2 separate regions of the Homo sapiens genome follow, and region 2 is linked to region 1. A link is a loop called in an ENCODE intact Hi-C map of the cell type or tissue named here. Cell type or tissue: natural killer cell. All regions are shown on one strand. Each heading gives the region's core, and the rest is flanking DNA. Links, peaks and the distances in the headings are about the cores only. Region 1 has its middle 67 kb from the start of PIRAT1. Region 2 has its middle 15 kb from the start of LINC03063.

Region 1 (15,693 bases), core at 5,128-7,627:
CCGCGGACAGAGGTGTATGTGGTATGGCCCCTCCTGGAGACAGGTCAATCCCTCATCCTCATCTAAGACTTCCTGGAGTCTGAATAGGCACTGATTCCAAGTGTGACATGCAGTTGTAGGTGAAGTTCCTGAGTCAGGCGCCTGGCCTAGAAGAAAAAGCAACATTGCCATCAGAGGCCGAGAAGCCAGCGGACTCCCATCTCTCTGGCCTGACGCCATGAACCCAGGCATAGGACTCCTCACTGTTTCAGGTTTCAGTTTTTATAACTACACCTTCTCTGATCAGTTTTATGATACTTCTGTATGAAACTACATTAAATACTACAGCTCTTGTGTGATTAGAGGGCAGATAGATAGAGGCTCAGAAAAGTAACAAAACAACAAAAAACCAAACCAACCAACCAAACATAGTTTGTCCAGTAACCAAGAGACTGAAGTCAGGGGCCAAGAAAATCAGAAAGTGTCAAATTATTGAAGTCTCAAATTGGCTTTCACCTAATTAAAATAGCAGCTGAAATTTCCCTTTTTATACAGGGCTTTGACAACAGATTTTTCTTAAGAGTGTTGGGCCGGGCGCGGTGGCCCACGCCTGTAATCCCAGCACTTTGGAAGGCCGAGGCGGGCGGATCACGAGGTCAGGAGATTGAGACCATCCTGGCTAACATGGTGAAACCCCATTTCCACTAAAAATACAAAAAATTAGCCGGGCATAGTGGCGGGCGCCTGTAGTCCCAGCTACTCGGGAGGCTGAGGCAGGAGAATGGCGTGAACCTGGGAGGCGGAGCTTGCAGTGAGCCGAGATTGCGCCACTGCACTCCAGCCTGGGCGAAAGAGCCAGACTCCGTCTCAAAAAAAAAAAAAAAAAAAGAGTGTTGGGTGCCTGATCCTCAGAGCATGCTGAAACACCCTCTCTGGGTTTTGCTGACACAAATGCAAAGGCTACCAATGCTAGGCCTTTGAAAGGGAGTGGAAGGCACTGGCCCCCAAATGGTAAAGTTGGTGAGACTTATCTTTCAGAAAAATTCCCCCTTGTTGATGTTTTATCCTTTGATCCAACATTATTATTCTTCCTTTTTTCCTCTCTAGAAATAAACTATTTACTCACTATTTACCTCCTTTACCTAAGGCATGCTTGTGTTTTTTTAAGTTAATATTTAATTGGAAAAGGAATCACTTGGGGTGCAGTGGGAATTTTGTCATATCAAGGTGGTCTTCCTGGACTCTCTCAAACCCTCCAAAGAAGCAATCACCTAATTCACATATGAGCAATGACAGGATGGCCAGGGGAGATTATGAAATTTTCAACATTTATGAAGGAGAGTGGATATTCCTTGAAATGAATGTTTGTTGAACACAGCAGAGATGAACTAAGACTGTGGGGGAAGCTTGATCGCAGTACCCAACCAAACCTAGAGCCCAGGGTTGCAGAAATCCACGAGGAAGAGTCCTCATGCCATGGGGTGAGCTGTCTATACCTGGGCAATGGCATTTTAGAATCAAGGGGCTGATTGATACTAAACTGAAACAATTCTTCAGTCTGGACAAGGTGAGAAAGCAGGCCAAAATGTGCTTTCAGAATTACAGGCATTATCGGAAATATATTTCAAGAAGGTTTTTCTCCTATAACACTGATATTATAACATGTTTTTTTGGGAAGTGTCACTTTGGTTGGAAGGGGTTCCTAAACCAATTTCTGAATCTCTTTCCGTACTGGCTCTAGTTCTGATGCACACAGAGCCTCCCTCAGCTTTTGGGCAGAGTCCATTTGAGACACATCATAGGATCGGGGTCTCCATGTCTTTAGCTCCTGTTCTCACTAAAGTAGGTGACAGTGAAGCCGAGTGTGAAAACAGCAACATAACTCCTATTTATCAAGCACAGACTGCATGCCAGGCACACTGCTAAGTATCTTGTATATATTATCTTTTTTGCAGGTTTATTGACATGTTATTGATGTACAATAGATTACATATGTTCAACACGTACAATTTGATGATTTTACATATGTACATACCAATGAAACCATCACCACAATCAAAAATGCACATATCAGTCACCCCAAAGGTTTTCTGACGACCCTTTTTGATCCTTCCCTTTCACCTCTCCCTGACCCATACCCTCAACCTCAGACAACCACTCACATGCTTTCTGTCACTATGGGCTGTATTTTCTAAATTTTTATATGATTGGAATCATGCAGTATGGCCCCTTTTTCATCTGACTTCTTCACTCAGCATTATTTTGAGATTTATTCATGCTATTACATATAATAAAAATAGTTCATTCCTTTATATTGGTAAGTATTTCATTGTATGGTTTTCCCACGGTTTGTTTTTCCAATCACCAACTGACAAACATTTGAATCATTTCCAGATTTAGAGCACATTAATTAAGCAGGTTTTAAAACTGAGGTAATTTGTCTCCTTTAATCCCTAGAATGAAGTTCCAGAAAACACACTTTCTGAAAATAGCCATGAGTCCAGAAGTCAAATTGAACCTTCTTCAAAAGACCAACCTCTTTCTATTAGCAGTCCAGGGATCCAGATGCTTGCAAATGTCCAGTGCAGGCCGATCTCAGACACTCCTCACAACAGAGGGGTACTGATGGCTGAGTAGACGGTGCCTGGGGAAGGCTGAGCCCAAGGCACAGAAGCAGGCAGAGTCCAGTTCCCTGTTTCTCCAGCATCCTTAGGTACAAGCGCACCATCTTGCCCCAGTGCTGGAATTCTTCAGAACCAGAGTTGCATCCAGGTCTCTTCTCATTAAAGCACTTCTAATTCCATCACTCAGCCCCAGCACAGGATGGCGGGACTAGAGGAGGTTCCGAAGTAAGTCATCTAGTAGGCATGGGCAATAGAGGGATGATGCCAGTGGGAGGTAGGGGGAATGGGAGGCAAAGCTCCACACTGGAACTGCTGCCAAAGAGCATGGCGGCAGAGGCCTCTTCTCTGGCAGTGATCCCAGGTGCTGGTGGCGCAGGATGCTTTCACAGCAGTATTCAGGGCACCATGACGCTCCATAGGTTCAGCTTAGTGGACATAACACCCTCCATGGCCTGACCTACAATGATTGGCTCATGGCTTTTAGTTTTCACACAGTCACACCTCAGGGTGAGCCAGCTCTGCAATAGGATGCACTGCTTTGTCTGCAGCCTCACAGACCTGAAATGCACTCTCATGTCCTGTGCCTCAGTGCTGGCTGGGCCTTGGTCCTATTACATCTTGAACTCAAGGTAATACATCAGTGGCCGGGATTCACACTCAGAACCACCTTGAAAGTCTGTGCTGTTACCACCATGTCGCAGAGGTAGAAGTAGATGTCTGTATAAACAACCTTTGGGTAGCAGGTGGTCAGTTAGGCAGGAAAAATAGTTCTGCTACATTATATATATCAGGAGTATATTGACAGGAACATGTGTGTTGGGAATATATATGTCAGGAACAGCATGAAGAAAGAAAGGCTTTGACAGTTCTGAGCAAGCTACATCACACATCTTGCTAAAGTTTTTGCTATATGGAATTGGTCATTCTAGAGATGTCAGTTACCTAGCACAAGAATTGCAAAGAACAAGGTTGGCAATGGAAACCCTTCCTAAGGCAGAGAACTATGTGTTTAAGAACAGGGGCTCAGCAGCAGATGCCTAAGCTACACAGGCTAGGGCAAGCCACTGCCCTCTTGCGTCTGTTTTCTCATCTACAAAATATGAAAAATAACTGAATTTTCTTCAACACTTGTGAAGATGCAATGTGATGACAAATGTTGAGAGTTTAACACTGTGCCTATTTTGTGGTAAGAGCTCTGCTCTTACTCTGATAGGGGTATTCTCCTGCCTTCACACTTCAGACAGAAAAGCCACCCTCAGCAGCTTTCCGAGGACTGCAGAGGGTCAAAATGACCCCCTCTGTGGATTCGTAGAGTTTTCCAAAGAGGAGGGCAACCAGAAGTCAGCTCTGCTCAGAACTGCTCCAGTGAGATATTGGCATGTGGATGAAGGCTTATTTGCTTAAATCTACAGGGACAGATATGAAGGATTAATCTGAGCTCCTGGAAATTCTCTTTATAAGAATATTTATACTATACCCAGAACAAGGTTTTTCTTTGCCCATGTGAATAGAGATTGCTCTATTAACATTGAGAAATCCACAAGGCAAATTTAATATAAAGTGAGGATCTCTTTGTGCTTGTTTTCCGAGAGTGAAATATTCCTCAATTGCAGGCTTAACTCCCTGGGATATTCACAGTAAACATCCACACACCCTGCCCCACATGCACTTACACACATACCACCTAGATTACCTAGATTTGCTAGAAGACTTCTGAAATATTCTCCAGAGAAAGAACCTAGATTTGAGTCCTTAGGACAGGGGTTCTCCTTTCACCGATAACAGGTGAAAATTTTAATACTCCTTTCTTACCCTCTCCCTTGTGCTACCCTGTTTGGTGAAAATGTAAATTCGTACAATTTCCATGGAAAACAGTACGGATATTTCTCAAAGAACCATTCAATCTAGCAGTCCCAGTACTGGGTATCTACCCATATGAAAAGAAATCATTATATCCAAAAAATACCTGCACTTGCATGTTTACCACAGCACTATTCACAATAACAAAGATATGGAATCAACCTAAGTGTCCATCAATGGATGATTGGATGTAGAAAATGTGGGATATACAGATATGTGTGTGTGTATATATATATATATATATATGTATATATATATATATATATATGCACTATGGAATACTACTCAGCCATAAAAAAGAATGAAATCATGTCTTTTGCAGCAACATGGATGGAACTGGAGGCCATTATCCTAAGTGAAACAATTAAGACACAGAAAGACAAATACCACATGTTCTCATTTATAAGTGGGATCCAAATAATGTGTACACATGGACATAGAGAGTAGAAAAACAGATACTGGAGATTTGGAAGGGTGGGAGTGTGAGAGGGAGGTGAAGGATGAAAAATTACTTAATGGATACAATATACACTATTCAGATGTTGGTTACTCCAGAAGTCCAGACTTCACCACCATGCAACATATCCACATAACAAAATGGCACTTGTATCTCTGAAGTCTAATATATATATATATATATATATACATTTTTTCTTTTTGAGATGGAGTCTCGCTCTGTCGCCCAAGCTGGAGTGCAGTGGCGAGATCTCGGCTCACTGCAAGCTCCGGCCTCCCGGGTTCACACCATTCTCCTGCCTCAGCCTCCCACGTAGCTGGGACTACAGGTGCCCGCCACCACGCCCGGATAATTTTTTGTATTTTTTAGTAGAGACGGGGTTTCACTGTGTTAGCCAGGATGGTCTCGATCTTCTGACCTCGTGATCCGCCCATCTCGGCCTCCCAAGGTGCTGGGATTACAGGTGTGAGTCACTGCGCCCGGCAGATAGATATATATATATATATATATATATATATATATATATATTTTTTTTTTTTGAATGACCTACCAAGTCACTCAGACCTCAGCAAAAGATAGAAATTGCTGCCCTTAGTGATACAATCAGATCTCATTCACATTAATGTTGCTGGTCTTTCTTCATATTTTTGGGCAAGGGAGAGAGGGCCTCACTGTTATGTTTCTGACAACTAATCACTTTCTGTGCCCTCTGCCAGCTTGGGTACAATCAGCTTCCTCTGGCAGCCCATCTGGAAGTGAGTTCAATCGTCTGTATGTGGATGAGTGTATGTATATGTACTCTATTTCCTTTTATTAACATAGGGACCATTTCTCACCTTGTTTTCTAGCTTTGCAGCCAAACTGAGTACAGGGCTCTTATTGATTTTTGTGGCCTGGAGTTGGGTTTCTTTCAATGAAAATGAAACTTACTCAGATCAGTCCCATGGAGCATGGAGCAAGCAGAGAAATGAGCCATAAATTCAGGTGTACCCAAGTACGGGCTGCAGTTGGATTTTGTTCTTTCTTTGAGTGCAGGCCAAATGTTGCAGTTGGGCTTACACTGGCTGTACAGGGCAGATTTGTGGAGCTTTTACTATGAAACATACTTTCCATTATTCACCCTACTCACATGAGTTCTGCTAGAAAAAAGAATTCTCACTGTGGATTTGAGTTTACTAGTTCTGAGGCCAGTACATTTGAAGTGGAGAGGCATGAAAAGGGGGAGGTTTTCTACTCTATCCCCATGTGTTTATCATTGCTGAGCACTTACGTGTTAGGGAAGGAAGAAATGTTCTTATACTGGATTAAACTTTGCAAATAGCATTATTGTTCTGTAGACCAATAGGGTTTTATTTTTTAAAGTCAATGAAATTGACAACTTTTGGAAAGGATTTGAACTGTATTTCTGCTATTTCTGTTAGACAAACACAGCTGAATGACTTCTTAACTCTCTTGTTGGAGTGTTGGACTTGGTACCTTTATTAAAGGCCACTGGATTGAATTGTTATATTCCAGGGATGGGGTTTGACCTAATGGAATATCCATATCTATGCAGGGTGAGTGGATTTCTTATCTAGAATGAAACAACCAGCCAGCCAACTCCTGAAGTTGAGAACATGACTCTGGCTCTTCTCTTAACTTCCAAAGGGATTAAATTCCATAAAACCTTTTAACCTCAGAGTTTCACATGTTGAAAAGAGCAGAGCCTGCAGGGGTCGCTCATTCCAAGTATCTTTCTTTTAGTTATTTTTTTGATGATATGAAAAGACTGCTGACTGATTGTTTGCTGTTTTTAAACAAAACTTCTGTGAAGAGAGTCAAGGTAGAATTTCCTCTTTGTATTTTGTTTGCTTCCTTTCTTTCCACTTCTCTTTGCTCATCTTGCCAAAACTAACGTTTCTCTATGGCTTTGGTATGCTTTATCCTGTAGCAGGACTTTTGATCTCTAAAGATTTAAAGTTTGGAATAAGCATTGGTGGCCTTGAGTTTGCAAAAATCTTTCTTAATCTCCTTAATGTCTTGCTTTTTTGAACATGCCATTGCCCAGTAATGTGGCTTCCCTTATGTAAGTCCAATTAATCAGTTCAACACAGTATTGGAAAAATATCTGGTAAATTTGGAACGGTATAGCTAGGCTGAAATAAGCTTTTAAGAAGTCATGAATTCACTGTAAGTGACTCTCAGAACTTTGCCTATAGAACTGGCTTAGGAATCCAGATGGGGCCCTGAATCAAGGAGAGAGTATCTCTCATTCTTAATTCTAGTTGCTATTGATTTAGCAACTCTTAAGGAAGCATGGTAATCTTTCCTTTTCCCCAATTTGTTGTTCATTCTCCTTCAGAGGAAAGGTCGTTCTCATTTGTTGGTTATTGTGGAGCAACTTAAGCACAAAACCAGAAATATCAATGCTCATAGCTAATCTCCACGTGGCCAGCACCTGTGTTCTGTTTCGACACCTGGGCTCATCTGTGCAACCACCTGCAAATCCTGACCACTGATCATGAAGTGAGTTAAGTGTGTTGATAAACCAAGCAGATTCACTTCACTCCTGGAAACCTACTGTATTAGTCCGTTTTCATGCTGCTGATAGAGACATACCTGAGATTGGGCAATTTACAAAAGAGGTTTAATTGGACTTACAGTTCCACGTGGCTGGGGAGGCCTCACAATCATGGCAGAAGGCAAAGAAGAGCAAGTCACATCTTACATAGATGCCAGCAGGCAAAAAGAGAGAGAGCTTGTGCAGGGAAACTCTCCCTTATATAATCATCAGATCTCGTGAGACTTATTCACTATCAGGAGAATAGCACAGGAAAGACCTGCCCTCTGTGATTCAATTGCCTCCCACCGGGTCCCTCCCACAACACCTGGGAATTCAAGATGAGATTTGGGTGGGGACACAGCCAACCCATATCACCTACCATCAAGGAAAACTACGCTGTTTGAAAGTCTTTGACAGGTTATTTTGAATTTATATTAAGGATTATATTTTTCTTAAGTATCTTGTGAAAAGTTTTTAAAAGTACAGTTGTAGGAAAACAGGGCCTACTTGATAACATATAAGGGTTAGGTCACTTTTTAAAAGACATAAAGCAGTTTACTTTTGCTGAAGTAGCAAGGTCTATAGTTCCTGAAATCCTAGAATTCCCTTATTCTGATAAGACTGGGTATTTAATGGTCAAGGTTCTGAGTTGCCAACAAAAGAATCCATTCTGATTAGTTTAATCAGGAAGGGGGTTTATTCAAGAATATTAGGTAGATCACAGAAAATCAAGGAGGGGCAGACAGTAGGCTCTGAGCCATTCAGGAACAATCGTGGACACACAACAGGAGCTTCTTGAGCAAATTTTCCTTTGCCACTATTGCTTTGTATCAATGAGGAAACCAGGATGGATACCAGCAGCTTCTCCCTATTCTGATCTTGAAGATCTAGAGGCCTCCATCATCATATCAATTTCTCTCCATGCAGCCAATTCCTTGGGTTGCTAATTTCCAAAATCTAAGACTATCATGGGTAGATCTGATTGGTGGAATCTAGGTTACCCTAGCTACAAAAGAGTTTCGGTGTGGAAGATTTCTAGCTTCTACCTTGGGAAGGTGCAACTTATCATATGGGATATTACTAAAAGGTAGAGAAGATATCATTAAAATTAAAACCATTTATGCTTCAAAGAATACCATCAAGAAAATGAAAAGACAACTCACAGAATGGAGAAAAGCTTTGAAAATCATATATATGATAAGAGACTTGCATTTCTTGCCTATAAAGGAATCTTACAACTCAATAACGAAAAGAAAAATAACTGAATTAAAAATAAGCAAAAGATCAGAATATACATTTCTCCAAAAAAGATATACAAATGGTCAATAACACATGAAAGATGCTTAACATCATTAGCCATTAGGGAAATGCAAATCAAAACTGCACTGAGATACCATTATGAATCCACTAGGATGGCTATAATAAAAAAGACAGATAACAGCAAGTGTTGGTGAAGATGTGGAAAAAGTGGAACTCTCATGAATTGCTGGAAATGTAATATGGTGCAGCCACTTTGGACAACAATCTGGCAGTTCTGCAAAAGGTGAAGCATAGAGTTACCCAGCAATTGCACTCCTAGATATATAGTCAAGAGAATTGAAAATGTAAGTCCACACAAAATCTTTTACATCAATATTCATAGCAACATTCTGCAAAATAGCTAAAAAATGTAAACAATCCAAATGTCCCTCAGCTAACTAATGGATCAACAAAATGTGTATATCTATACAACGGAAGATTATTTGGTCATAAAAGGAATGAAGTACTGATGTATGCTACAATATAGGTGAACCTGGAAAACATTATGGTAGGTAAAAGAAGCCCATCACAATGGATCAGATATTGTATGATTTCATTTCTTTGAAATGTATTCTTTTTCTAGGGCTGCCACAACAAAGTACCATAGACTTGATGGCTTAAACAACAGACACGGATTTTCTCACAGTTCTGGAGGCTAGAAATCTGAGATCAAGACACCAGCAGGGTTGGTTTCATTCTGAAGCTGCTCTTCGTGGCTTGGGGATCCCATCTTCTCCCTGTGTCTTCACATGGTCTTCTCTCTGTGCCTGTGCCATAATCTCTTCTTTTAAGGAACCAATTGTATTGGATTAGAGCCCACTTTGGTGACCTCATTATTACTTAATTACCTCTTTCAAGACCCTGTCTTCAAATACAAATAGAACCACAACATATGAATATCAGGGGGACACAATTCAGCCTTTAACAGTCTATAATAGGAAAACATATAGAGACAGAAGATTAATGAACAGATGGTTGTCGTATTAGTCCATTTTCACGCTGCTGACAAAGACATACCTGAGACTGGGCCATTTACAAAAGAAAGAAGTTTAATTGGACTCAGTTCCACGTAGCTGGGGAGGCCTCACAATCATGATGGAAGGCAAGGAGGAGCAAGTCACATCTTATGTGGATGACAGCAGGCAAAAAGAGAGAGCTTGTGCAGAGAAACTCCCATTTTTAAAACCATCAGTTCTCATGAGACTTATTCACTATCATGAGAACAGCATGGGAAACACCTGCCCCCATGATTCAGTCACCTCCCACCGGGTCCCTCCCACAGCATGTTGGAAGTCAAGATGAGATTTGGGTGGGGACACAGCCAAACCACATCAGTTGCCTAGGGCTGGACAGTGGTGGGAGGTTTGGGAGATGATGGTTAATGGGTCCAAGATTTCCTTTTGGGGGCAAAAACTGGAAGCATTCCCTTTGAAAACTGGCACAAGACAGGGATGCCCTCTCTCACCGCTCCTATTCAACATAGTGTTGGAAGTTCTGGCCAGGGAAATTAGGCAGGAGAAGGAAATAAAGGGTATTCAATTAGGAAAAGAGGAAGTCAAATTGTCCCTGTTTGCAGATGACATGATTGTATATTTAGAAAACCCCATCGTCTCAGCACAAAATCTCCTTAAGCTGATAAGCAACTTCAGCAAAATCTCAGGATACAAAATCAATGTACAAAAATCACAAGCATTCTTATACACCAATAACAGACAAACAGAGAGCCAAATCATGAGGGAACTCCCATTCACAATTGCTTCAAAGAGAATAAAATACCCGGGAATCCAACTTACAAGGGATGTGAAGGACCTCTTCGAGGAGAACTACAAACCACTGCTCAATGAAATAAAAGAGGACACAAACAAATGGAAGAACATTCCATGCTCATGGGTAGGAAGAATCAATATCGTGAAAATGGCCATACTGCCCAAGGTAATTTATAGATTCAATGCCATCCCCATCAAGCTACCAATGACTTTCTTCACAGAATTGGAAGAAACTACTTTAAAGTTCGTATGGAAGCAAAAAAGAGCCTGTGTCACCAAGTCAATCCTAAGCCAAAAGAACAAAGCTGGAGGCACCACGCTGCCTGACTTCAAATTATACTACAAGGCTACAGTAACCAAAACAGCATGGTACTGGTACCAAACCAGAGATATAGATCAATGGAACAGAACAGAGCCCTCAGAAATGATGCCGCATATCTACAACCATCTGATCTTTGACAAACCTGAGAAAAACAAGCAATGGGGAAAAGATTCCCTATTTAATAAATGGTGCTGGGAAAACTGGCTAGCCATATGTAGAAAGCTGAAACTGGATCCCTTCCTTACACCTTATACAAAAATTAATTCAAGATGGATTAAAGACTTACATGTTAGACCTAAAACCATAATAACCCTAGAAGAAAACCTAGGCAATACCATTCAGGACATAGGCATGGGCAAGGACTTCGTGTCTAAAACACCAAAAGCAATGGCAACAAAAGCCAAAATTGACAAACGGGATCTAATTAAACTAAAGACCTTCTGCACAGCAAAAGAAACCACCATCAGGGTGAACAGGCAACCTACCAAATCGGAGAAAATTTTCGCCACCTACTCATCTGACAAAGGGCTAACACCGAGAATCTACAATGAACTCAAACAAATTTACAAGAAAAAACAAACAACCCCATCAAAAAGTGGGCAAAGGACATGAACAGATACTTCTCAAAAGAAGACATTTATGCAACCAAAAGACACATGAAAAAATGCTCATCATCACTGGCCATCAGAGAAATGCAAATCAAAACCACAATGAGACACCATCTCACACCAGTTAGAATGGCGATCATTAAAAAGTCAGGAAACAACAGGTGCTGGAGAGGATGTGGAGAAATAAGAACACTTTTACATTGTTGGTGGGACTGTAAACTAGTTCAACCATTGTGGAAGTCAGTGTGGTTGATTCCTCAGGGATCTAGAACTAGAAATACCATTTCGCCCAGCCATCCCATTACTGGGTATATACCCAAAGGATTATAAATCATGCTGCTATAAAGACACATGCACACGTATGTTTATTGCGGCACTATTCACAATAGCAAAGACTTGGAACCAACCCAAATGTCCAACAACGATAGACTGGATTAAGAAAATGTGGCACATATACACCATGGAATACTATGCAGCCATAAAAACTGATGAGTTCATGTCCTTTGTAGGGACATGGATGAAACTGGAAACCATGATTCTCAGCAAACTATTGCAAGGACAAAAAACCAAACACCGCATGTTCTCACTCATAGGTGGGAATTGAACAATGAGAATACATGGACACAGGAAGGGGAACATCACAATCCGGGGCCTGTTGTGGGGTCAGGGGAAGGAGGAAGGATAGCATTAGGAGATACACCTAATGTTAAATGACGAGTTAATGGGTGCAGCACACCAGCATGGCACATGTATACATATGTAACAAACCTGCACATTGTGCCCATGTACCCTAAAACTTAAAGTGTAATAAAAAAAAAAGATTTCCTTTTGGGATAATGAAAATATTGATTGATGTAATGGTTGCAAAATTTTGTGAATATACTAAAAGCCATTGCATTGTACACTTTATATGGGTGAATTGTGTGGTATGTGAATTACATCTCAATAAAGCTGTTACACAAAAGAAAAAGAGGAGGGAGTTCAGAGATATTAGGTGGCCACAAATAATCAGTGTCTATTACACTACCTTCAGCTGAGAAATTAAGAACAAGCTAGGAAATAACACCCCATGGTCTCCTGGACTAGGCCGAAGTGTCCCCTTTCCTCAGCCTAATTCTAAATCAACTTGACATGCCCAGTGGGAACACTGGCATTGCTGCTCTTTTGCCACAATGCCAATGTCCTTCTGGAATCTTTGGGAACGAGGCAACTGGCTGTGACCAATGTCATCCCTTTGATGTCCAGGATGCATGTGGCCACCCTGGTAAGCACCCCTTTCCTTAGCCAAAGCTCTGAGTGCATCCCTGAGGACCTATATATGGTAGAGGAGGGAAAGAGGTTCTCAGAGACATAGTTTTTTCAGTCCTGGAATATTTGTATTTTCCAGTTAAGTGGGCATTCATTAGCCACATAACACCATTTTGGTCAACAAAAGACTGCATATTGGAAGGTTGTCCCAGTAAAAAATACTGTATTTTTACTGTACTTTTCCATGTTTAGATATATGAATGCTTATCATTGCATTACAACTGCCTACAGTATTCAGTACATTCAGTACATGCAAGTACCCTCTATGGTGTTTACACAATGATTAAATCATCTAACAATGCATTTCTCAGAACATATCCTCCTTGTTAAGCATTGCATGTCTGTACTTCAAAAAATGTTTAACCTAGAAGGCCATCTCTGTAAGATTCAACAGAGCCTGCCCTGGTTATTTATTTTGCTTTTTTACAGCATTATCCCTTAATCCCTGTTTGGCTCTTCTGCATTACAAGGCCTCTTACTCATCTCCACTGTGGACTTCCCTCAGACTCTAGTCACTTGCTAATTGGCTTGAGATTTTTTTTTCCTTCTTGTGAATGTATTTGCAGTATTATCATTGCTGTAATAGAAGTATGTATAGGAGAAAGTACTTGGTAATGGGTGGAGGTGGAGGAAAACTGTCAATGAAAGCTTTTTTAGAGTAGAATATTTTGGATTTGTGAGTCTTTAAAGATTGATGGGGAAAGAGAAGGGAACATGGGGAGATGTGGAGGAAGAGGAAAGAACCCTCCAGCTACATGAGCAAAGTCAAGGGTACTTGACATAGTCCAGAGCGCCAGGGCAGCTGTGAATAGTTTGATTTGGCTTCAATGTAGGCTGCAAAGTGGGAATGGGGCAAGAGGTGAGCCTGGACAGGTGGGCTGGGCCAGAGGAAAACCCGTAGAGCCAGGGGAGCAGGAGAGAGGCTGTCTAGGCCAGCTGTGTTACAACATACCCTTAAGGCATAAGGGATGATTAAACTAAAAGGTTGATGGACATTTTTCTGTGACTGGCTTCTTTTGATTCATCCTGAAGTCTGCTAAATTATTCCAGAATATGGAATCCAGGAACTCTTTTGTGGAGCAATGCAGTGAAATTAGCCCTCATGAGTATTCACAATGAGTATCCAGATAAGCTTAAAATCCATGCAGATAGGTAGAGAAGGAAGCAAAGAGGCAGCTTGAGAGCTCCTGGGTGAAAGGGAAGAAAAAGCCACATTCCATTGCCCGGAGCATAAGTCATAGATGGCCCTGCCCCAAGGGGCTTCAGGAAAACTAAATCCAACCGGCAGAGATAAACCAAAAGTGACTGCAAATGTTTTTTGCAAAACTTTTAAAGGATACTCCCCTAACCCCAGTGATCCCACTTCTTCCTCTGGATTCAAAGTCAGACATCTTAGAGCTAGAGGCACCAGTCATGACAGATGAACCACACTTCTTCCATCCATCCATCATTAATCTATCCGTGTAACTATCCATTCATAATCAGGCCTTTGAATCTCTGGGTTCTATATAATATAGTCCGCGCTCCTGACTTTTGATTGGAAATACATATGCATGCACACACACATACACACACGCTTTTATTTTACAATGAATAAGTGAATGTCTAATAATGAAAATCAGCCTTCTTCGTAAGTACCAAGGGAGTATTTTTATATCAGAAAACATTTAATGACAAGGACAACATCAGCACTTCCTCTGAACATCCTACTTATAAACACTCTTACTTCTTAATTAACCTCCCCATTTTCCAGTAAATGAAGCCTGTTTTCCTAATAGAACTCCCCCATATCAATTTTTGGGTGTCTGGAATAATTTTTAATGACTATCTAGTTATTGTATTTTAATCTCCTCCCCCAAATCTAAGTGATAAATGCCTCACCATTTTCTTCAGATACACACCCCAGCCCTTATTCAAATCACAGTCCTTCACTCACAGTCAGGAACCCGCACACCTGGGAGTTTGTCGAAGAAACACCACCTTGTGTCTCTGCCCATCTCAACTCCTGTCATCTCTGAGCAAAGCAATCTTACTCCCATCTATGACTCCAGTTCTACATCATTGCACTCCCTTGTTTGGGGGAAGTGGACTAGTGGGACAATTTCCCAAGTTCTATTTTGAGAAAGGGGCAAGTTCATTAACTTTGATCAGGATGGGATGGGGAACACTGAGTGATGTATTTGGCAGATCTTTACACTCATATCTCTCTTGGAATCCTAAGATGATAGACAGATTAGAGAGTAGGGGGAGAGGAAAACTTTTTTATGATTAAGAGAGGCTTCATTGAGAACCTTTTTATGTGTTTGACCTTCTCTCCCCTGGTCCAGTTGCCCCTCGTGGAGACTCCACAGACCTCTGTTTATATCATTCACAGGATGTGCTCCCTGAAATAAGCTGAATAATATCCACCAAGATGTCCATGTTCTTATCCCCAGAACCTGTCAATGTTACCTGATGTGGCAAAGGGGGCTGTGTAGATGCAACCAAGTTAAGGATATTGATTGACCTGGGAAGATTCTTCTGGATTATCCTAGTGGGCCCAATGTCATCATAGTGGTCCTTATAAGAGGAACACAGGAGAAGCCCATGTCACACGGAAGTAGAAGATGTGATGATGGAAACAGAAGGTTGGAGTGATGCAGGGAAAAGGTCACAGGCCAAGGAAGGCAGGCAAACTTCAGAAGCTAGAAAAGGCAAGGAAATGGATTCTCCTCTAGAACCTCCAGAGTAAATCAGCCCTGCTAACACTTTGACTTTAGCCCAGTGAAACTGCTCTGAGATTTCTGACCTCCAAAACTGTAAGAGAATAAATTTGCACTGGTTTAGTCACCAAGTTTGTGGTAATTTACTACAGCAGCCACAGAAAATTAAAACATTCCACTTAATGACATTTCCACTCACAAATCCGTCTCTTTGAATAGAGACCAC
Region 2 (15,693 bases), core at 7,336-9,835, 260 kb after region 1:
AATAATCACCTACAGATGACAGGGCAAATTATCTTAGATGAGAAAGTCTGTCTTGAATATATTAGAGAAAGTGTTTCCACCAAAAGCAACTATAGGATGTGAATTACATAGTTGAATTTTTAAACTTCCCATTGGTCTTAAGAATTTGGGGGGTCTGCGAAGAAGAGTAAGGAGGAGGGGAGGGTTAGGAGAAGGGAATGAAGAGGAAGAAAAAGATGAAGGAGAAAGAAGAGATGGTAGAGGAGAAAGAAAAGGAGAAGAAACACTGCCTTGTTATGATAGGCAGCATAACTCTCTTCCCCAGAAACAACTCACAGAAAAGAGCCTAATTGCTCGATTCATTGGCTACTTCTCAGTCTGTAACTTACTTGTTACCCACCCCTTCCTGCAAGTCTCTTTCCTCGGCCTCCATGACATCTCTGGTTCTGACTGATTCTCAGTCATCTTTATGGTCCCCTCTTTCTAGCCACAGCCCTTATGTTTATTGTTCCTCAAGGTCCTCTTCTATGTGCTTTGCTATTCTCCCATCAACCCTTGGTTTCAGCCACTAGTGGGATGATGCTGATGATTTCAGAGGCCATGTCTTCAGCTCAGATCTCTTCTTTGTGATTTATGTATCCAGCAGCCTTTTGGATATTTCAACCTTCATGTGCCACAAGCACTTGGAATAAAACACACCAAACTCATCATTTACACCACTCCCAACTCTGTTTTTCTTGTGTAATTTATAATTGAGATTGGTACCACCAACAATCTTATTTCTCAAGTCAGAATCTGGCCTCATACCTCCCCCCATACACACATACTTACTTAACAAATTCCTGTTAATTTCACTGCCTACATTTGTCTTGAATCCTTCCAATTATTGCCTCCATTCCTTCTCCTAAGCTCCTGCAACATGGGTGCACCTACTCCTGAACCCTCCAGTTCTCCATGTGGCATTCTCCATGTGGCAGCTGTGATCTTTCTAAAAGCCAAACCTGATTGCATCCATGTCTTAATTAAAGGATTGTAATGTCTTTCCATTGTGCACTGTATAATGTCAGGTTTCTCTAATGCCATCTCAAAGGATTTTATCATCTGATCCTTGCTTATCTGTAGCCCTTTATGTTTCCTGTGCTCCAACGGCTGCTTTTAGTTGCCCAAATTTACCATGTTTTTCTCATATGCCAGCCTATCCCACGCTTTCCCTGAGCCCAGCACAGACAGGCACTGAAAAAAACTGTTGGATGAACAAATGTGTGAATATGAAAGAATCTATAATTGCTGGTGACTGATTTAAAACAAACGAACAAGCCAAAGAAACTAACCAAAAACCTCTGTAGCTCAATTTTTGCTTTTACCCAGGAATATATAAATTAATATCATACAAGCAAAGATAAACAGTGTCTTTTCTGCAGCAAGAGACTTTATCTTAATTCTTTTAGCATAATTTGATTTTGCCTTTTGAAAAAATTAAACTGCATTTATTATAGAGAGGCTTTTATGGTTCCCTAAATATATGCCTGCTGGTCTCTCTGCAAATTGTGTCTTCCAAATGTCTGTTCTTCCTAGAACTATTTGCCTATTAGAAGCCAGTTATTATTTTTCCAGGAGTGGCAGCGTAAAGCTCGAGTATTTGTTTGTAGTCGGGCAATCCTAGAGATTTTGGATTTGTTTATGTTTCCCCAGATTCTTGTTCCATCATAATGTAGCATTCTGATTTTGACCAAACCTCAGGGCTTTTGCCTGTGGTCCAATAAGTGGGTGTGCACACATATTGTTCAAATAAGTAAAATATGTTGGTGGTGTCCAATCCGTCTCTTGGCTACTTCTTAAACTGCTAAGTGCCTGCAGAAGCTCATGACTATTTTATCACAGGAGCTAGTTTTCTCTGTTCAAAGTGAAGTTACCTAACTTTGATATAACAACTGCCAAGAATAAAACTTCTTTTTTTCTTATGTTTAATTATACAATTCATTGGCAAAATAATCATATAGCAGTATCAGGGCACTGCAAATGAAACTGGCTTCAGAGGATTTCAGCAGAACAAGAATTTTTAAAAAGGATACCGGGCAGCTTAAGAATTGTCGGGAAGGCTGGACAACCACGTAAACTCATGCTATTTCCCTAGGGGTCCAATATCCCTTTTGATTTATAATTTTTCTGTGGAGGAGTTTCAGAGGTTTTTCATTGGCCCTTCCTACCATAGTGGCTCTTACCATAGGTCAGGGAGCTGATGTAGAAATTCTGCCAGATGTTGACTACTCCTAATCCAGTTATACCCTAAAGAACTAGACTCTCCCCTTCTCCCCTCCCCTGTGCCTACTATGGGGTGCACTTGACTAAAAATTCCACTTATTACACAACCAAAGAAATCCTTACTCCTTGACTAAGGGAAGTACAGCAGCATTCCAAGTCCCCAGGAATCATCCGTTAGTTCAAGGCCAGTACCATGGGGATCCTGATATCCCTTTTGAGACCAAGAAGCCATTTCAAAGATAGCATCTTTCACCTGTATCACCAGCCTCCAGAGAGCAATTATCAAGGAGAGGAAGAGTTAGAGAACCAGGAGAAAACTCTAGGAAACCAGTGTTTTTTCACTGTCTTTAGCCCCAACCAGGCTACATTAACTATCTCTGATTCCCCCGCTGCAGTGTTTTTTAAAGGTTCTAGGATGGCCCTCAAAGCTTTGGCAAAGGGAGTGCCTTGCAGGCCAGCTTGAGGGCCATAGTTGGGGAATAGCAAAACAGGTTGCCATGATAAATTCTCTACAACATTCCTATCTCTCTAGGTCTTTGGGCTCCTTTATCTACATTAAATTTTAAAATATCTGTCATCTCAAATACAATTAGTGTGAGTCATCAAAACAACTGGGCAGGTAGAAAACCAAATTTACTCATGAAGCACTGCTTCCTGTCGACTCTCCGAGTCTCAATATCTGTTCCATTGGTGTTTTCTGTTTCATGCAAATGACTCTCACTGATTAAAGAAGATTGAGAAGCTATTAAAGGAGATTGAGTGGCTCACAGCATTTACAAGGTAGCTGGAGAAGCAAATTGAGAGGCCACACAACCTCAGAGGACTCAGATCAACTCAGGCCAAAAACTGATGCTGCCTCCACTACCCACCCTAGGCACTTGCCCAGTGCTCCCGCTTCAGCGATGGCCACCCTAAGAACTCTGTCTGTGACAGCTAGTGCCACCCCTAGAGAGGATTCCCTGAAGAACCTGCTTGACTGAGGCACCAGTTTCTAATTTATAGTCCAGGATGGTGTAAACATATCTATGTCTCAGCTTCAAAGGAGGCTGGGGAAGCAAGTATCTGCCACGGTTAGCTTCAGCAGTGGGAAAGCATCTCAATGTGCCATAAGATATCACAGATAGGAAATTCCCGAAACAAAGGAATGCATTTCTGATGCTGAGCAGGCAAAATAATGACATATGCCTATTGCAGAGTGTTTCCAGACTAAAGCTTCATCAAAACATTTTGAGATGTCATGCCTACAACATTTGTGATTTGGTCACCCTAATTTCCTTTTCACTAGCTTGCTGATGAAATAGAAATTGAGGCAGCAGCAATACCATAATCCATCGAACTTAGCATGCCATCAATTGCAAGTCATGCCATTATTTTCTGCATCACTAAAGAAATGCTGCCAAGTGTCCTATGATTTGTTAAAGGAAGAAGAAAACTCTCATGCAAACTTAAAGTAAGCACATCAAAGATTTTATTCAACTTGCTAATTATTAAGAGAACAAGCATAATATTAAACGAGTCCAAATGGGATTTGAGAAGTTGGGTGTATATATAGGTGATTTACTAGATTGTTGGGTTAAATTTGAAGAAAACAAAGCAAAAATCTGATTAATATCAGACAAAGCTATAGCCATATCATTGGGCTTATCCATTTCATGGGATAGAAATGATTTGCATTTCTACTGGACTAAATCTACAATCTAAACTCTACCTCTATAAAATTATAAAATAGCCAAATAGAAAATCAAACCTAGCACTGCACTAAAAATAAATCTCTCTTGTCTATTTCCAAGTTTGGGATAATATTTTGATAGCCTCGATGTTTTCATATTGCTTAAAGCTCTTTTGGGCTTATTTAGAATAGACTTTTAGCATATATCATGCTAAAACATACACTAAATAGAGAATTCTACATATCTACATTCAAAGTCTTATAATTTATTTTTCAACTCAGAATCATTAAAGTTTATAATTTTTCTGTGTATTTCTGTTCCTCATGCTATCAAGAGCATTGGTGATGCATTTCTTCTGAGGATTCCTCTCTTTTCTCTGGAATTTTCTTCCAAGAAGCTGACACCCATTCTGCAACTTTTGATGCTGGAACATCCTTGATTTTTTTCAGGTGTCAACAGAAGATTACAAGGCAAGGCCAACACTCACATTCCTTTCTCAAATGGTCTTAAATGTTTGGGGTTTTTTCGCACCTGTGGAGAGCTTATCCTTTAAATGGCTAAGTTTATGAATGTGCAGGCAATGACAACCACACCATTACTGCTTTCTGGCTGGCAGAGACCATAAGACACCATCAACTGTGAAGAGACATTCCAGTTTGAGAGCTGAGCTGCTATGGTGTAAAACGTGTGTTAGAATTGATGAACTATAGATAGTTGTAGATAGATAGATCTAAATATGTAGATAGGTTATGGTTTGACTTCGTATTACGTGAGTGGATTTTTCTTACCTGTGCAGGTATCAAAATATAGTGCCAGATGAGGCAGAGATTGCTAAATATTCCCAAGATACGTTTTCCCCTTCTTCGTTTTAATAAGGGAGCACTCTTCCCACTGGATTTTAGCAGGACAGTTGCTACCCAGCTAAATGTACATTTCACAGCATCCCTTGCATGAAGGGGTGGCCTTATAACTAAATTTTGGCAAACAGATAGAAGCAGAAGAGATATGTGCAACTTTCACATCTCATTTTTCAAAGAAAGCTTTCACTCCCCACTTCTTTTTTTGCCATTTCCTGTGTGTGTGAGCTGGAATAGAGACTTGGTGCTCCACAGAGGTGGTGAGGGGAGGATGCAATAGAAGAAATTATGTGACTGGATTAACCCATGGGGAAAAGCTTCCACTTGCCTTATTGCACAGGAGAGGAATATATTGTTTGAGTCAGCAGCCCAGCCCATACCCTACATTAATACATGAGGTCCTAGAGGGATGGTGGCTTTTCTAGAATAGTTTGACTTATCTTCTTGACTCAAAGGAAGGGACTCGGTAATTTTAGACTGAGGCAGAGCTGAGGATTTCTGGTGATTAGAAGTCCATACAACTTCACAGACCAAGTCAGCTCAAACTTGAAGTCAATTCAACTTAACCTGAATAATTCTTAAGCCCACCAGCTGTTAGTGCTGGAGAAAGGTTTTGTTTTGTTTTGTTTTGTTGTTTTGTTTTGTTTTACATTTGTCCTCAATTTTACCATTCCAATGGGCACATGCCATGTGATAGGAGCCCCAGGAAGGGCTTATACTTACTAGTCCTCAATTTTCAGTTCTCATGGTCAAAGCAGGCAAGAACTCAAGTCAGGCTATGGAAAGGAGAAGCAGTCAGCGAGAAACGAGAGTTGAGAAGGACTCCTCTGATAATGAAAACAGATCATTATAGAGCTGCAATTCATCCTCTAACTCACCCGGCACACAGCTGCCGTCCAGGGTGGCTGAAGGAAACATGGACAGTCAGCCCACCATGAATTGAGCTAAGATGCCCAATGGCTCACAAATAGGATCTGCAGGAGAACCTCAAGTCACCAGTGGGAGACCTTATTCACCACAGGGGACCCAGATGGGTCATGTGGAAATAGGACACACACACACACAACTCCTATTCAAGACAAGTTTTCTACTGAAATATAGAAATCAATTGGCCATGTATCTGGCCAAATAATTTCTCTTTTAGCTGTATGTCCTAGAGGAAATCTCGCATGTGTGTTCAGGGTCATGTAGATAAATATGTTCACTGTACCTTTGCTTATAACAGTAACAATGATAATTACAAATAATCTAATTGTCCATCAAAAGGGAACACTTAAACAAAATTTGGAATATTAATACAATAGATTACTACATAGAAGTTAAAATGAATGAGGTTTTTTAATTAACAAAGATCTCAAAAGCATGGCAACGAGTAAAAATAAATTTGCAGAACAAAACACATAGCATATAACTTATATAAATAAATGATATGTACGGTTTGCTGGTTAATTAATGCATAGTTAAAAAAATAAAGGATACATAGCAACTTCATGACAGTAATTACCTTCAGGAAGAGGTATATGACGCGGTTTGGGATGAACAAAGAGATTTCAACTTTCTCTATAATGTTATATTCCTTTTATTTTGAACATTGGGAGAAAATGGGAAAATATGCTACATTTGGTCATTCTGAGTAGTAGTGGGTAATTGGTACAACAGTGCCTGCTATGTTACTTTCTGCATTGTTTAGTTCTTTCAAAGCTTTTTAGAAAAGAAAGTTAAGTAAAGGAGGTAAGATTGGGGAGTATGTGTGAAGAAGGAGAATTTCAGCTTTTGCTCTGATATTTTTGTAATAGGATGTTGAATGGGATGTAACTGCTATTTTAAAATCCATAACTTAGGCCTAAAGCTGAGTAAGTACCAAGAAGTGCTAACGACCTTACTTTCTACAGAGAACAATCAACTTTGAAGGTCCAGATTCATCCTCTAGGGTATACAGAGAGGCAGATCGGCCCCACCTCAGTTTGCCCCTCATCTCTACCCAGCAGATAATGAGAGAAGCTCGAGCAAGTGGCAGATGGCTTGGGGGAAGTGCTGAGGCTGTCCCCTCCCTTGTCCTTCAGCCTTCATCACCCAGGAAATGTGATGGGGGTTTGGACTGGGAGAACCTGCCAGAACTGGAAACTGGCATCTCAGTCTGCTTGAGCACTGAACTTGGAGATACTGAGCCCATCCCAAGTGTGGCAGAGGAGAATTAGAGGGGAGGCACAGGAGGACTCTGGCATTTTTTCCTTTCTCAGCTGGGCTCAGTTCTCTGTTGCTGCCCCAGCAGCTCTTCTCCCTTGGATTCTTTTCCTCTTGTTCCTGGTTACAAATCGCAGCCAACTGGCTCCCAGAACCCTTTGCCCTGTTCAAAGACACAGGTCCTTTCCATTAACTAGTATTGGTGATATGGTTTGGCTGTGTCCCCACCCAAATCTCATCTTGAATTCCCACGTGTTGTGGGAGGGACTTGGTGGGAGGTAATTGAATCATGGGGGCAAGCCTTTCCCATGCTATTCTCATGATAGTGAATAAGTCTCATGAGATCTGATGGTTTTAAAAAGAGGAGTTCCTCTGCACAAGCTCTCTTTTCTCTTGTCTGCTGCCATGTGAAACGTGTCTTTCACCTTCCACCATGACTGTGAGGCCTTCCCAGCCACATGGAACCATAAGTCCAATAAATCTCCTTCTTTTGTAAATTGCCAGTCTCGGGAATGTCTTTATCAGCAGCATGAAAACGGACTAAAATGGTAAATTGGTACCAGTAGAGTGGGGCACTGCTGAAAAGATGCCCAAAAATGTGGGAGTGACTTTGGAACTGGGTAACAGGCAGAGACTGGAACAGTTTGGAGGGCTCAGAAGACAGGAAAATGTGGGAAAGTTTGGAACTTCCTAGAGACTCGTTGAACAGCTTTGACAAAAATGCTGATAGTGATATGAACAATAAGGTTCAGGCTGAGGTGGCCTCAGATGGAGATGAGGAACTTATTAGGAACTGGAGCAAAAGTGACTATTGTTATGTTTTAGCAAAGAGACTGGTGGCGTTTTGCTCCGCCCTAGAGATTTGTGGAACTTATGAACTTGAGAGAGATGATTTAGGGTATCTAGTGGAAGAAATTTCTTTTTTTTTTTTTTTTTATTATACTTTAAGTTTTAGGGTACATGTGCACATTGTGCAGGTTAGTTACATATGTATACATGTGCCATGCTGGTGCGCTGCACCCACTAACTCCTCATCTAGCATTAGGTATATCTCCCGATGCTATCCCTCCCCCCTCCCCCCACCCCACAACAGTCCCCAGAGTGTGATATTCCCCTTCCTGTGTCCATGTGACCTCATTGTTCAATTCCCACCTATGAGTGAGAATATGCGGTGTTTGGTTTTTTGTTCTTGTGATAGTTTACTGAGAATGATGATTTCCAATTTCATCCATGTCCCTACAAAGGAGCAAAGCACTCAAGAGGTGACTTAGGTGCTGTTGAGGGCATTCAGTTTTAAAAGGGAAACAGAGCATAAAAGTTTGGAAAATTTGCAGCCTGACAATGCAATAGAAAAGAAAATCCCATTTTCTGAGGAGAAATTCAAGCCAGCTGCAGAAATTTGCATAAGTAACAAGGAGCTGAATGTTAATCACTGAGACAATGGAAAAAAGGCCTCCAAGGCATGTCGGAGACCTTTGCGGCAGCCCCTCCCATCACACGCCTGGAGGTTTAGGAGGAAAATATGGTTTCATGGGCCAGGCCCAGGGTCCTTCTGTTTTGTGTAGTCTAGGGACTTGATGCCCTGCATCCCAGCCACCCCAGTTATGGCTAAAACGGCCCAAGGTACAACTTGGGCTGTTGCTTCAGAGGGTGGAAGCCCCAAGCATTGGCAGCTTCCATGTGGTGTTGAGCCTGCAGGTACACAGAAGTCAAGAACTGAGGTTTGAGAACCTCCACCTAGATTTCAGAAGACGTATGGAAACACCTGGATGCCCAGGCAGAAGTTTGCTGCAGGGGCAAGGCTGTCATGGAGAACCTCTGCTAGGGCAGTACAGAAGGGAAATGTCGGGTTGGAGTCCCCATACAGAGTCCCTACTGGGGCACCACCTAGTGGAGCTGTGAGAAGTGGGCCACTGTCCTCCAGACCCCAGAATGGTAGATCCACGAAAGCTTGCACCATGTGCCAGGAAAAGCCGCAGACACTCAATGCCAGCCCAAGAAAGCCGCAGGGAGGGAGGCTGTACCCTGCAAAGCCACAGGAGTGGAGCTGCCCAAGACCATGGGAACCCACCTCTTGCACCAGCTTAACCTGGATGTGAGACATGGAGTCAAACGACATCATTTTGGGGCTTTAAGGTTTGACTGTCCTGCTGGATTTCAGACTTGCATGGGGCCTGTGGCCCCTTTGTTTTGGCCAATGTCTCCTATTTAGAATGGCTGTATTTATCCAATGCCCATACCCCCATTGTATCTAGGAAGTAACTAACTTGCATTTGAGTTAACAGACTCACAGGTGGAAGGGACTTGCCTTGTCTCGGATGAGACTTTGAACTGTGGACTTTTGAGTTAATACTAAAATGAGTTAAGAATTTGGGGGACTGTTGGGAAGGCATGAATGGTTTTAAAATGTGAGGACATGAGATTTGGGAGAGGCCAGGGGTGGAATGTTATGGTTTGGCTGTGTCCCCACCCAAATCTCATCTTGAATTCCCACATGTTGTGGGAAGGAACCAATGGGAGGTAATTGAATCATGGAGGCAAGTCTTTCCCATGCTACTCTCATGACAGTGAATAAGTCTCAAGAGATCTGATGGTTTTAAAAAGAGGAGTTCCCACGAAGCTTGCAGTGAGCTGAGATCGTGCCGCTGCACTCTAGCCTGGGCGACAGAGCAAGACTCTGTCTCAAAAAAAAAAAAAAAAAGAGGAGTTCCCCTACACAAGCTCTCTTTTCACTTGTCTGCTACCATGTGAGATGTGCCTTTCACATTCCACCATGATTGTGAGGCCGTCTCAGCCACATGGAATTGTAAGTCCAATAAACCTCTTTCTTTTGTAAATTTTCCAGGCTGGGGTATGTCTTTATCAGCAGCATGAAAATGGACTAATACAGTTGGAAAGTTACCAAATCTGCAGAGTCTACGAAGTTTGGATTGGTGCAGTCCCTGGTCTGGAGGAAACCACTGGGAGTCCCCTTGTACTGCCTTTACTTCTTGTGGGTGAGAATGGGGTTTACTAAATCTCAACACATCATGGATTGGCTCTCCATGGCCCAGCATACCTCCACTAAGATTTCTTTCCAATAAAGTAGTGCCTGTCTACTTCTTGTGTGGATATTGAGTCTTTGGTGAATCAGCCAAAGCCAATTTGGTCCACACTCTTAGTTTTTTTTTTTTTTATGGTAAATCACAGAAGCCACCAAAGAAGTCTGTGGTGGAGAGGGTTGGCTAGCTACCATCAACCTCACTAGTAGGTTATAATTAAATCAAGGCTCAGATCTAGTATGCCAGACAGAGATGGTCTACATAAGAATCCATAAATATAGCAGACACAAACTAATCAGATGACCTACTCTGCAACTTGGGAAGTGACAGCTATCCTTTAGGTTCTCCATCCCTGTGTGACACATTCCTGCAGGAAGATGGCCACACACCCTAGGCAGGATTCTATTTCTTCTAGTCAGGATTATTCAAGCAGAAATCCTCTTAAACAAGTGGTTTTCAACTGGGGTGACTTTGCTCCCAGGGGATATTTGGCAATGTCTGGAAACATTTTTCATTGTCATGGGGAGAAAAAGGCAGTATGCTACTGGTGTATAGTGGGTAGAGGCCAGAAATGCTGTTAAACATCCTACAAGGCACAGGACAACACCCTTGCAACAAACGATTATCTTGCCCAAAATGTCAATAGTGCTGAGGTTGAGAAACCCTATCTGAAACCAATGGCTGGATACAGAAACAATTATGGAGCAAGCCTTTGGCACCATCTCAAAGGGGACAGGACAAACCTTGCCAGATTCTGAAACTCTATTCATGCAAGGGTAGAGACAGTGTCTTTAAAGTATTTTAGCCAATCTACATATATTGAATACTTTTAATTTCACCAGTAAGCCCCCTTTTCCATCATTTGTTATGCTAATTAACAAGTCACCAGTTTCACCAATTAAAAAAAAATTTTGACATTAGTGTGCTAGTTAGTAAAGCTTCATTGTTGATTAAGTTATGGATAGCAGCAGGCATGGGAATAGATTTAGAAAGTAGGAAATAATTTAGCCAAAATGTCAGGCCCCTGCAGGGAGGTCTCAGAACATAAGACTAGAGAGGTAGAATAGAGCAAGAAAAGGAGGACTTTAAATGTGCTCCTGGATCGCTTTTGCAGGAATTCTCCATAGAGACCATGAGCATGCAGTCAGCATTAAGTATTAAGTGCGGTTAACACTTCCCTTTCTGGCTCACTCGGATGGGTTTGAAATGACAGCAGAAAGAGGCACATTTTGCCCCATGTCATCATCCTGACTAGAATTAGACATATCTCCCTTACTTTTATAGAGCCGAATGATTCATTTCCTAAGTAGTTTATGTGATACTCTATTCTTTATTTGGCCAAATTCTACCTGAAGGGCTTCAAGAAAACATACATTTTCTAAATCACTAAAAATTTTATGCATTCTTCTATAGAACAAGCATTGAGTTTTACATATCCTGTAAAGGAAAAAGAGACAAAATGTGTATTTCTGTATTTAGACATGTAGGTATTACATTATAAATATATAAATGCTAAATATATACATTTTAGCTTATTTTTCTAAGTTGATAATAAAGGGACCAAAGCTGGTTATTAAATAAAGTTATTTAATCAGGGTTGGAAAACTAGCATAGAAGAATGAAAGTTTGGAACACATAAACAGTTTCTGAAAGTCAGACAAGAAATATGCTTCACATAAAAGTTGAAATTGATTGATATTACTTAATCAGAAAAAATCAGAACTTTCTAGCACATAAACTTACTAATCACTTTGTAAATAAGGGCTATAAATCATATACAACCTAGGGAATAAAAGTGAAATCATTCTGTTACAATTCAAATATATATCAGTGGGGAAGATTTTTAAAAGCCTTATACTAAACATTATTGTTTTCTCTAAGAATGAGAATGGTATCACTTATTTAAAAAAAAAATTTTAAGACAATGTATTCAAAAGCCAGACCAAATGAAGATTATAAAAACATTTTCAAAAGTTATAATTCATAAACACCATTGAGGATTTAGTGAGCTACAATTAAAGTGATTAAACAATTTAAAGAGTTTACTGAGGAATGCACCAAACGATTAAATACATTTTATGTGCTTCATAAACACCTGAGGCTACTCTATAGCATTCACTAATGAAGAAATAAATTCTGATCATTCCATTATGATAATTATAATGACTGAACATAAGAGATGGTATATACAAAATGGAGACAAGGGTTCTCTAAGGAACACAGATATTATTTTTTTAAGAATAATCATTTAACAAATAGGTGGTGCTTACTCTCAAAGCCTTTCACAAATATTGACTCATTCATTCTTCATAATCACTTGATTATGTAAAACACTATTATTATTTCCTTCTTAAAGATAAGAAAATCAAGGTTAAGTAAATTGTCTAAGGTCACAGAAAAAAGTTGTCACAAATCTCTGAGAAGCATTAAGTAGCTAAGAGTTCTAGAAAACGTCAAACTATGTTTAGATTAAGAAGAACATAATAGGTCTTCAATCTACTAGAGAATATATTTTAATGTAAACAGATTACGTAAGAAGACAATTACTTCATTCACTTTGGCTTTATCTTTTCCATCAAGAATGATCTTCCATCTGACAGAGCGAACAAACATAATTAGTAGGGAACTGAAGACCTAGATGCAAGGTAAATTTGAAAGGAAGCACCTAATCATGCTAAATGGAATCAGTTTTCTACACCCAGGTTAATTCCATTTCAGTAGGCTAAAATAACACTCAGGTGTGATTTTGATAACCCTGAGAAATCCTGAAGAGTAAGACATGAAGAACAAAGCGAAGATGAGCAGATGTCCTGACTTTCAAAAACAAGGAAAAAGTACTATTGCATCTTAGTAACTAACCTGGTAAATGTTAGTAAACAGGATCCATAAACAGAAGTTTATGAGCACTCAGAAAGGACACAGTGCCAGAAATCAGCAAGAGTTTCCGAAGAAAAAGACATGCCAAACTAACCTCTTTCCTATTAGGATCAGGGAAATAGAGGCAGGTCTTATGTATCCATGATCCCTACCTATGTCACTTAGGAGAGGAAATGTCTTGGAAAAGATAAGTGATGTATTCCATGGCATGTCATGAGCAAACAGCAAGGGTATCTTCCCACCTGCCTTTCTGATTGGAAAGTCAGATTTCTAAACTAGGTCATATTGCTTGAAAATTTCCTCCCACACTTGTAGCCCTCCAAATAGCCAAATTCAACATGATAGCCAATACAAGGAAAAATCAAGCTTGTGTGGGTGAGTAGGGGGAACAAGAGATAACAGGTGGTGTAGTCAGCACAAAGCAATATATTTTCTCCAAATAAATACAACCCCAGAATTTGGGGAACAATCGAGAGGGTGATAGTCTGTAAAACTAAAGCTAGTAGAACCAACTTAAAAATAAAATGTAATCTGCTGAAGAACTTCATCCAAATAAAGTTTGCAAATGTGTTTTTTTAAAAAAATCTAAAGAGAGTCTCAAAACTGATTAAGAAGCCAAAATGTCTCACACATAATCAAGGTTACCTGCTGATATCACTAATGGAAAGAAAGAGGCGATCAAATTAAATTTATTATCATCTGATGGAGGAAATTATGAGTTAACAGAAGGGTGGCAAGCCACATGGTGTCGAGAGAAAACAGAGCCAGAGAATAAGGATTTGGCTGGGTTTATCCAACATGGTCCAAAGTAGAGCGATATTGTCTCTGGCACTGACGACAATTTTTTGATAATATTTTGATGACTCTCCCTCTAGTCTTTTTTGTAAAGCATATTGCAAATACTTACATAATATTATCCTTTTGCTTAGCCTTACAATATAAGCATTTTCCCATATTATTAAAAACTGCTCACAGAAAGAATCGTATTGGCATAATATTCCTTGATGTAGAGATGCTATAATTTATTCAACTATTGCCTAATTTCTTAGTCGTTTGTAATTTTTTTATGATTGCCAATATTCTGCAAAAAATGCAAAACATTTGCTTGCTTTGTATTATTTTCTCAGGATAATTTCTGGAAATCAAATTACAGGGCCAACGGATACTGACATTTTAAAGCTCCTGACAAATATTACCAAACTGCTTTCCTCTGCTTTCTCTCTCATCGGTATCATTAGTCTTCAAAATGATTAAATCTTTGATAATTTGGAAGGTAAAATTATACCTCATTTTAATTCTTATCACTTAATGAGGCTGAACATTTTTCCATGTTTATTTGCCATTTGATTTTTCTCTTTTGCAAATTGTGTGTTTATGCCTTCTGTCTAGTTAGTTTTAGCAATTTTTCTTATGAATTTAAATGACCTCTATTTGGTAAAGAAATTAAGCACTTATTTGTCACACATATTGCCAATTATTTTTACCAGTTTTTCCTCTTAATTGCATAAGCTGTTTATGTTTTATATTTCTACATAATGAAAACATTTTTCTTTTCCTATGTTATCTCTTCTATGACTTTTTAATTTAAAAGCTGTCCTAATCCTCAGATTTAAAATATTCTAGTCTAGATTTGTTACAGTTTTTAAAGTAATAATGAATTCACATAGGCTGTATTTTGAGACATGGTATGAAATGCAGATCTGAATCTTTTTTTTCTACTTTCTTGTATTTTTAGCAATGTAGTAGGTGTATGCAAGTAGCATTTACAAATAAGTCCTCTTCGCCTTTATGATTTGTGATGTTTCCTTAAGAATATATTCAGCTCTTTTGCATAACAGACAAAAGGGAGCTAGCTATTCTTTCCTGTCCATCTTTCAATTTACTTTATACTGGCCTTATACTGTTTTAATTATTAGAGAATTTTAATAAAATAAATAGGGCTATAAACTCTCCATTTTCAAAAAGTTTGTTTATTGTCTCTAGTTGGTTATTCCAATTAACCTTTGAAATAACTTTTCAGGTTCAAAAAATCCAAATGGAATATTAATCATACTCTGCTTCATAAGAATTAGTATTGAAATACCAATAGTATATATTGGAAGAAAAATAATTCTCAGTGTTCTTCCTGAAACCATCAAATTACCTTGGTTTTGAGGCTTTGTCCAATAAAAACTTTTGACTATGAACTAGTTTCCAGAATGCCTTGATGTTAGTAAAATGATGCTCTAAAAAGTAGACCTAAGTGAGCGTACTTCCTGAAAAAAAAGTATTGCCTATTAAAAATAAATACATATACATTCTAGCTAATCAAAATATTGTAAGGCTTTTTACCAAATAAGAAAAACAGCAAATATTGTTTTTTCTTAACTGAAAAGATAAAAAGCTGAGAATCGGCTGGGCATGGTGGGTCACACCTGTAACCCCAGCACTTTGGGAGTCTGAGGCAGGCAGATCACGAGGTCAAGAGATCGAGACCATCCTGGCCAACATGGTGAAACCTCGTCTCTACTAAAAATACAAAAATTAGCTGGATGTGGTGGCAAGCACCTGTAATCCCAGCTACTCAGGAGGCTGAGGCAAGAGAATCACTTGAACCCAGGAGGTGGAGGTTGCAGCGAGCCGAGATCATGCCACTGCACTCCAGCCTGGCGACAGAGTGAGACTCCATAATAAGCTGAGAATCAGAACTTTAATCAGTGTTGATCCCACCAACCTTCCAAATTGTAAGTATGGCCTAAAGTAGTTAGCTATTCTGTGTTATTCTCTGGAGTAAAAGAACAAAAAGATTGAAAAAGATATTTAAAGTTCAACTCATGATTTACA

What was found. Hi-C counts contacts between places; a loop is a spot of excess contacts. Peaks named below come from ENCODE experiments on the same cell type or tissue, not always from the same donor. Only the 100,000 strongest peaks of a DNase experiment are listed, where the experiment ranks them.
Region 2: a loop joins it to region 1, with 13 times the contacts of the local background. A loop is called at or near these places in 3 of 110 quality-filtered maps.

The regions. Positions count from the first base shown.
Region 1 is chr2:37,800,576-37,816,268 of GRCh38, reverse strand. No RefSeq gene overlaps it. Among named protein-coding and RNA genes, the nearest start is that of PIRAT1, 67 kb to the left of the region's middle. In natural killer cell, for the core only: no CTCF peak of the experiment used is centred there; a DNase peak (open chromatin) is centred at 6,638.
Region 2 is chr2:37,539,678-37,555,370 of GRCh38, reverse strand. No RefSeq gene overlaps it. Among named protein-coding and RNA genes, the nearest start is that of LINC03063, 15 kb to the left of the region's middle. In natural killer cell, for the core only: a CTCF peak has its summit at 8,881 (motif pointing left); a DNase peak (open chromatin) is centred at 8,810.